2 separate regions of the Homo sapiens genome follow, and region 1 is linked to region 2. Evidence: chromatin contacts called from ENCODE Hi-C or POLR2A ChIA-PET data. All regions are on one chromosome and are shown on one strand. The core of a region is the stretch at or near the end of the contact, and the rest is flanking DNA. Distances in the headings are between cores, read along the strand shown. Region 1 overlaps SNX29 (sorting nexin 29). Region 2 overlaps SNX29 (sorting nexin 29).

What was found. A loop is a pair of places that touch in the nucleus more often than their neighbours do. ChIA-PET counts read pairs that join two places held with the same protein, here RNA polymerase II (POLR2A). Pooled maps may share reads with other maps.
Region 1: a loop to region 2 is called in a map of naive thymus-derived CD4-positive, alpha-beta T cell, with 4 times the contacts of the local background. The contact joins two enhancer-like sites. A Hi-C loop is called at or near these places in 2 of 168 maps with a recorded cell type or tissue (chondrocyte and naive thymus-derived CD4-positive, alpha-beta T cell), 10 of 37 single-sample maps with no recorded cell type and 16 of 50 pooled maps. POLR2A ChIA-PET finds 5 or more read pairs at or near these places in 1 of 52 experiments (activated CD4-positive, alpha-beta memory T cell).

Annotation. Positions count from the first base shown.
Region 1 is chr16:12,537,799-12,541,634 of GRCh38, forward strand. The region is part of intron 20 of SNX29 (sorting nexin 29); the gene reads left to right. It also overlaps a transcript of SNX29-AS3 not described here. Among named protein-coding and RNA genes, the nearest start is that of SNX29-AS3, 71 kb to the right of the region's middle. Within about 2 kb of position 1,585, at least 2 of the 41 ENCODE cell types and tissues checked have a DNase peak (open chromatin) inside an H3K27ac peak, as active enhancers do.
Region 2 is chr16:12,078,045-12,081,815 of GRCh38, forward strand. It overlaps SNX29 (sorting nexin 29), which reads left to right. Exons shown (of 21, transcript NM_032167.5): 11 at 789-871. It also overlaps the pseudogene RPS23P6. Among named protein-coding and RNA genes, the nearest start is that of SNX29, 100 kb to the left of the region's middle. Within about 2 kb of position 2,252, at least 8 of the 41 ENCODE cell types and tissues checked have a DNase peak (open chromatin) inside an H3K27ac peak, as active enhancers do.

The DNA.
Region 1 (3,836 bases), core at 335-2,834, 460 kb after region 2:
TATCAGAGAGGTGTGTCCACAGCATATAAGAAGTTGTCTGGCTGGGCATGGTGGCTCACGCTTATAGTCCCAGCTTTTTGGGACGCTAAGGCAGGAGAGTCACTGGAACCCAGGAGGCAGAGGTTGCAGTGAGCTGAGATCGTGCCACTGCACTCCAGCCTGGGCAATAGAGCAAAACTCCGTTTCAAAAAAAAAAAAAAAAAAATTGTCTGCCATTTATAGACCAAAATCGTCCTGTCCTGCTAAAGTATAATCGATCTTGGTGACAGCTTTCTTCTCAGTGGGCTAAGCAAATTCACAGCTTTCTGCATTTCCCCTTGCATTTTTTTATTTTTGAGACGGAGTCTCACTCTGTCACCCAGAATAGAGTGCAGTGGTGTGATCTAGGCTCACCGCAAGCTCTGTGTTCTGGGTTCATGCCATTCTTGTGCCTCAGTCTCCCTAGTAGCTGGGATTACAGGGATCTGCCACCACACCTGGCTAATTTTGTATTTTTGTTTTTTAGTAGAGAGGGGGTTTCACCATGTTAGCCAGGATGGTCTCGGTCTTCCAAAGTGCTGACATTACAGGCGTGAGCCACCGCGCCCGGCCTCCCCTTGCACTTTTAAAATGATGTCTGGGAGTAATAACTGAGAATGGTTACTTGGTTTGGTTATCACGTATCTCCTATGTTGATGCTGTGTAACATACATCTATGATACTTTGTTGGTATGTGATAACATATTGCTTATGCGTGAGGTGATGGGCTAGGAGGCTTAACTGGTCTTAGCTGAGCTGGCTTCTGTGTCTGGGAATCAGTAGGTGGATGCAGGAGGGCCTTGACTAGGAAGAATGGAAAAACTGGGCTGTGAAACAGAAAGATCCACAGATCTTTCATCCTCCTCCCAGGACCAGTGGGCGAGCCTGGGCATGTACATCAGGGAGCACAGACAGGAGAAGCACACCCATATGGGTATCATCCAAGCTGTGAGCATGTCACATCGCCAAGGGGGATTACAAGGCAGAAACCAGAGTCAGTGGGAGGGCACTGCAAAGTCACGTGGCAAAGAGGGGCACAGAGAACGGTAGATGGGGCCATTTGTACACTTGCACAGATTAATGACCTGTTCTAAGTGGGAGAAAGGGTGGCTGTGGGCATGTAGCAGTGCTGTGAAATGCTAAGGCAAGTGATATAAATAGGGAGAAGATAGAACAGACCAGTAATTCGAGCCAAAACCATCCATGAATCCAGAATGGGGCCCAGAAAGACATCACTGTGTATTCTGGGATAGGGCCAAGTTTAATAGATTGCCCAGAGTCCTACTTGCCTTTACTTTCACAAAAAATTTTTAATTTACACAGTGCAATTGACTTTTGCTCTTGTTCATGTCTGTGAATTTAAACACATGCATAGATTTGAGTAACCACCATCACCGTCAAGATATAGACCAGTTCCTTCACCCTAAAAAGCTGTTTTCCCCTCATTTCCTTTCTAGCTGCACCCTCCCCCACCTCTAAGCCCTTGTCCCTCCCCCTCTAGTTTTGTCTTTTCAAGAATGTCACATAAATGGAATCATACTGTAAGCAACCTCTTGAGGCTGGCGTCTTTCAGCATGTGTGAGAACCGTCAAGTCGTTGGGTGAGTCAGCAGTGTTTTTATTACTGAGCAGAGTTTGGTTAAATGGATATACCACGGTTTATCTAGTCATAAAGGAATAAAGTTGCGTTGGTTCCAGTTGTTGGCAATTTTGAATAGAGCTAGTGGAAACATTCAAGTGCAGCTTTTTGTGTGAACAAAAGTTTTCATTTCTGTGCGGCAAATACCTAAGAGTTGAGGACTGGATCCTATGCTAAATGTAAGAAACTGCATTCCCACAGCGTATGAGGGGCCCAGTTGCTCTGCACCCTGGGCAGCATGTCATACTGTCATGATTCTTTACTGTGGCTGTTCACAAGGATGCAGAATATTTCATCATGGTCTTAATTTGCATTTTCCTAATGAGTAATGATGTTGAGCATATTTTCATGTGGATGTTTTCCTTTAACACATCCTCTTTGGGGAAGTAAGTAAGTGTCCAAGTATTTTGCCTGTTCTTAGAAACTAGGCTGTTTGTGGTTTTACAAAGATTTGAGTTTTGGGAGTTCTTTGTATATGTTAGATGCAAGACCTTTGTCGAACATGTGAGTTGCACATATTTTCTTCTAGTCTTCAGCTTCTTTTCAGTGTCTTTTGCATGACACCTTTTTAATTTTGATGAAATTTACTTTTTGTGTCCCAGATCATGCTTTTGGTGTCATGTCTACCAATTGTTAGCCTAAACCCAGGTCATAAAGATTTTCTCCTAGGTTTTCCTCAAAGTTTTATAGCTTTACATTTTAGATCTGCGATTCATTTTGAGTGGACTTTTGTGTCAGGTCCAAGGATTGGGTCAAGGTTAACCTACTTCCTGTGGCTGACCCGCTCCCCCCACCCCCAGCGTAAGGTCAAGTGGAGGGAGGACAGGACTAGAGGCATTACGGGGTGGCCCCACCCTCTTGGGACCACAGCTCTTATGATTAAAGAGGAACGTTATCCCCTGTATTAATTTCTTATTGTTGCCCTACCAAATTGGCACAAAGTTAGTGGCTAAAAACTACAGATTTATTCTCCAGCTGCTGTGGAGGCCAGAAGTCCGAGATCCGTCTTACTAGGCTACAGTCAAGGTGTCGGCAGGGCTGGCGCCTTCTCGAGGTTGTGGGGCAGAATTTGTTTCGCGGCTTCCTGGCAGCCACCCTATGCCATGGCCCCTTCTTTGCTTCCCAGCAATTACTCTGGGACCCTGAGATTCCATGGGGTGGACCTAAAGAGTCCAGGATCATCTCCCCATCTCAAAAGCCTGAATGTAACCACAGCTGCTGGTCCCTCTTGTTGTAGAAGCTCACATATGAAGACGCTCCAGGGATGAAGAGCTGGGCATCCTTGGGGCACCATTGATCTTACCGCCACCTCCCCTAGAGTGTCAGGTGCTTGAGGACTGCTCAAGGCTGAGGCATGAGAGAAGGGGCAAAAAGAAACAAGATCGCCTCCACCCTTTCTGAGCAGGAGTGCCCTTTTCCACTTCTGGACCCAGAGCTGGAGGGCTTCTCTGACAGCCCTGTCTGTTCACCCCCTGCCCACTTTTGGGGTCAGGCTGCCTGTAGTTCAGGCTGGAGGATGCTACAGGGGAAAAATGGTGAGCTCACTGCGGGTTTCCTGGGACAGCAACAACTGGTCATCTCTGTAGTCTGGCTGCTATTTAGTTTCCTGAGTTATTGACTAGCTGCCTCATGCATCCACTCCAGGTTTGAAAGCTGACTTGGAGGGGAGACACAGGGGGAGGTGACCTTACTACATCATACCCAGACCTGGAACCTCTTCCTCAGTATTGTCTATCCTGAAGTATTATGGAATATTGGTGCATGGAGAGAAGGACTATGGAACCATGTATCATATCTTATCAGGGAGAGAATGACAGGAGCAGGGGAATACCACTAACAGTGGGGATGGTCAGCCCTGATGGAGGACTTCTGAGTGCCAGAATTACCTTCTTCATTCTTCACAGAATTCCCTATGAGGGCAGTTACCATGTGCAGGCTCATTGTACAGATAAAGAAACTGAGGCTCATGGAAGGTCATCAATGTCTCAAAGGACCCACGCTTAGTGCTTGATGGAGCCAGGATCTCAGACCCAGACCTCTGTGATCTGAGTCCCAAGTCATAACCATTTCAGCATGTAGTTGTTCATCAGCCTCCCTTTTCAAGCTGCCAAATTGCTCTCCATGCCAGACCTCAACCCTGAGGTCACACTCTGGGCCACATCTCTGTCGGGGTCCATCGC
Region 2 (3,771 bases), core at 1,002-3,501:
GTAAGCCATGCCTGAATGAAGCATCTCTAACTCACAAATTATCTCCATACGGCACATCACAGCCTTCCTGTGCTTAGGAACTGTCGGCAGTACCACTTCAGCACTGTGCTTGGGGACATTTTAAACAATAAAATCAAGTGGAAAAAAAGGCCGGGTGTGGTGGGTCATGCCTGTAATCCCAGCACTTTGGGAGGCTGAGGCAGGTGGATCACTTGAGGTCAGGACTTTGAGACCAGTCTGGCCAACTTGGCGAAACCCCATTTCTAGTAAAAATACAAGAATTAGTCGGGTGTGGTGGTGCGGGCCTGTAATCCCAGCTACTTGGGAGGCTGAGGCACAAGAATCGCTTGAACCCAGGAGGTGGAGGTTACAGTGAGCCGAGATCACGCAAAAGAAAGAAAAGTGGAAAAAAAAATGCTAAAAACATGGCAGTAAATAGACAGCAAAGAGGATGCTTGTTTACGGTGTGAGATCTGAGGTCCCAGCTGTTCGACTTCAGCTGAGATTATGCACATTAGGGAGTGAAATTATTGGCCTCTGCACGTGTTCATGAATGATTGTGAAAGCACCTCAAGTATTGACTTTGGGGTTACAAATAAATTTTAGTGCGTAGATGAATTTCCAAATACGGAATCTGCAGATAACGAGGCCTGACTAATTTCCAATGACTGCCTCTATCCCTTCTAGTAGAGGTACCGGAGTAAACCGACCTCTGCTAGTTTTTGGAATGGTGAGGGTGTGTACTTTCAGTGGCCGAGTGTAACTTCCTCCTGCCTGCTTTTTCCTAGTGTGGAAGCCAGCTCTCCAGGCCACGGAAGTCCTCTGAGCAGCCTGTTACCTTCTGCCTCAGTGCCAGAGTCCATGACAATTAGTAAGTACTTTCGCAGCCCCCTCCACCAGCTCTGGGATGACTTCTGGCCCACGTCTCATGGCGGTGCCTTTGTGCTTCTAACCCTGTGACTGTGGGTTCACGTCAGGTGTGTACGTCCCTGGTTGTAGACTGGAGGTGTGGTACGTGCTTGTGGATATCCAGAACCGTGGTTAATGCGTGGCGCTTGGGCGTGTGCGCGCTAAAGGGCGTGCCTCAGGATGGAGCAGCCTTGCCGTAGACTTCTGTGGTTCCAGGTTTTGGGGTTTGCCTCCCATAATGCAGTTAGCTACAGAGGACCTATTCTAGTTGGATTTCCTTTGTAACTCTGAAGGACTCATTTTTGTAAGTGAAGAAGAATATGTCTCTCCAAGATGATTAAACTTTGCTAATGATCAGGCTTCAACTGTTTCCAACTTTACTACCTAGAAAAAGTATTAGAGATATAGCAAGGAAGACTAGGTTTGAATGGCTTTGTATAACAAAGAATAAACCAACTGTTATGTAAACTGACGGGTGCTCCTGGTATCTCACTGGTGGCTTGAGCCAGCATTTGTCCCATGGCCTCCCCTGGAGGCAGAGGGGGCACTTGTTCCCAATTAAAAAAAAAAATTAGCTTTTGTTGCTAAGGAAGGAAGAAGGCGTTTGGGAGGCACCTAGCATTTTCTGATTCAAGGGTGAAGCAGGAAGTGAGCAGACACTATGTAAACCAACAGTTGGTTTATTTTTTGTACACAAAGCCATTCAGACCTACTCTTCTTGAAGTTCCGGTGGTTAAGGAGATGTGATGGAAATTTCTCTCTATCCAGAGGTAGATGGGCTGGGGCTGGTATGTGGCTCCACGGCCATCAGAGACCGGGACTCCTCCTGTCTTGCCTTGTAGACCAAAATAGCCATTTTAGCTCCAGCCATTTCATTCTCATTCCAGGCGGCAGGAAGGAGGAGAGAGCAGAGAGACTTCGTCTATTTCTACATATAGGATTCAGGGGCCTGAGCTTGGATAGGGAAAAAAATTACAATGTTTTTCATTTAGCTCTGGGTGAAATATAGTATTTTCTTCAATCATGATCATTCTATTTTGATGTAATTGGTTTCCTTTGTGATATGGTATGTTTTATATATTTTAATACATTTTCCTGAATAGGAGCCCATGGTTATTCCTAGATTACAAAATGGGCTCTTGGTACAAAAACGTTGAAGCTCCCCCGACCTTCACTAGAAGGTGCTTACAGTATACCACTCGTGTCTTGGGCCAGCATTCATGTCATGGTCCCCCTTGGCTGCAGAGGGGGCAATTGTTCTTGATAAAAAGGAAATTAGTTTTTGTTGCTAAGGAAGGAAGAAAGAGTTTGGGAGGCACCCAGCATTCTTTGATTCAAGGGTGAAGCAGGAAGTGAGCAGACACCGTAAGGCTGCTGCGTGGGAACGGCTGGCCGCACTTTTTGTATGTGAGCATGTGTGGTTTACTGTGGCGCTGCTCAGCCCTGAACTCCGCTGAGCAGGTGTTAATAGATCACTCAGTCCATGGGACACAGGGTGGGTGAGTATGTAGCTGGCTGCTTTTCACCTGTCAATCTTTTGTTTACCACAGTACTGTTACTTACCCTATAGTTTACTTTATTATTCATTTTTATTTATTTATTTTTTTGTAGAGTTGAGGTCTCACCATGCTGTCCAGGCTGGTCTTGAACTCCTAGGATCAAGCGATCCACCCGCCTCAGCCTTCCAAAGCGCTGGGATGACAGGCATGAGCCACCGTGCCCGGCCTACTACAGTTTACTTTTTTTTTTTTTTTTGAGACAGAGTCTTGCTCTTGTCTCCCAGGCTGGAGTGCAATGGCACGATCTCAGCTTACTGCAACCTCCACCTCCTGGGTTCAAGCGATTCTCCTGCGTCAGCCTCCCAAGTAGCTGGGATTACAGGCCCACGCCCGGCTAATTTTTGTATTTTTAGTAGAGATGGGGTTTCGCCATGTTGGCCGGGCTGGTCTTGAACTCCTGACCTCATGATCTGCCGGTCTCAGCCTCCCAAAGTGCTGGGATTACAGGTGTGAGCCACCGTGCCCAGACTGTAGTTTACTTTTAATGATGCACTTAAACAAATTGAATTCCTTTATTTTTTGAAAAAGGAAGCTTTATCTCACTACTGTAAATGGAGAGTCACTATGAGTTAACGAAACCAGCAGGTCGCTGTAAAATGAAGACAGTGGAAGGAAACTATTACTAAGTGTGCCTGGCGTGGTTGCCTGCCCTGGGTTCCGATTGATACCCACTCTTGTTGTTCAAAAGAGAGATGAGTGCTGCTTCTTTTTGGCCCCGGCCTGTGGCAAGTATCTCAGTCTTCATACTGCTGGGAAGCTCTGTAACCACCAGCAAGACCAGAAGTGGGGTGATCAGCAGTGCAGGAAAGCCCATTTGGGTGCAGTCCCCGCACCTAGCCCTTTTGGAAGTGCTTCTCCAAAAGGGAATTGTGCCGGAAAAGTAGGGATTGAAACCAAACAGCCACATCCTGCCATCAGGATGCTCTTTATGGCCCCACTGACCAAGAAATCACAGCTTCTGTACTCAGTGATGACTGCTTGACTTCAGTTGAGGACAACAATGAAGTTCTGTAGCCAGGCGTGGTGGCAGATGTCTGTAATCCCAGCTACTCGGGAGGCTGAGGCAAGAGAATTGCTTAAACCCCGGGAGGTGGAGGTTGCAGTGAGCCGAGATGGCGACACTGCACTCCAGCCTGGGTGCCAGAGCGAGACTCTTTGTCTCAAAAAAAAAAAAAAAAAAAAAGAAAAGAAAAGAAAAGAAAAAAAAAGCTAAAATAAAAATTTCGGGGAAAAAAATTTAGGGATAAAACCTTGGTGAAGTTCTGATTGCTGGATTTGGTCACAAAGATCATGCTGTTGGTGA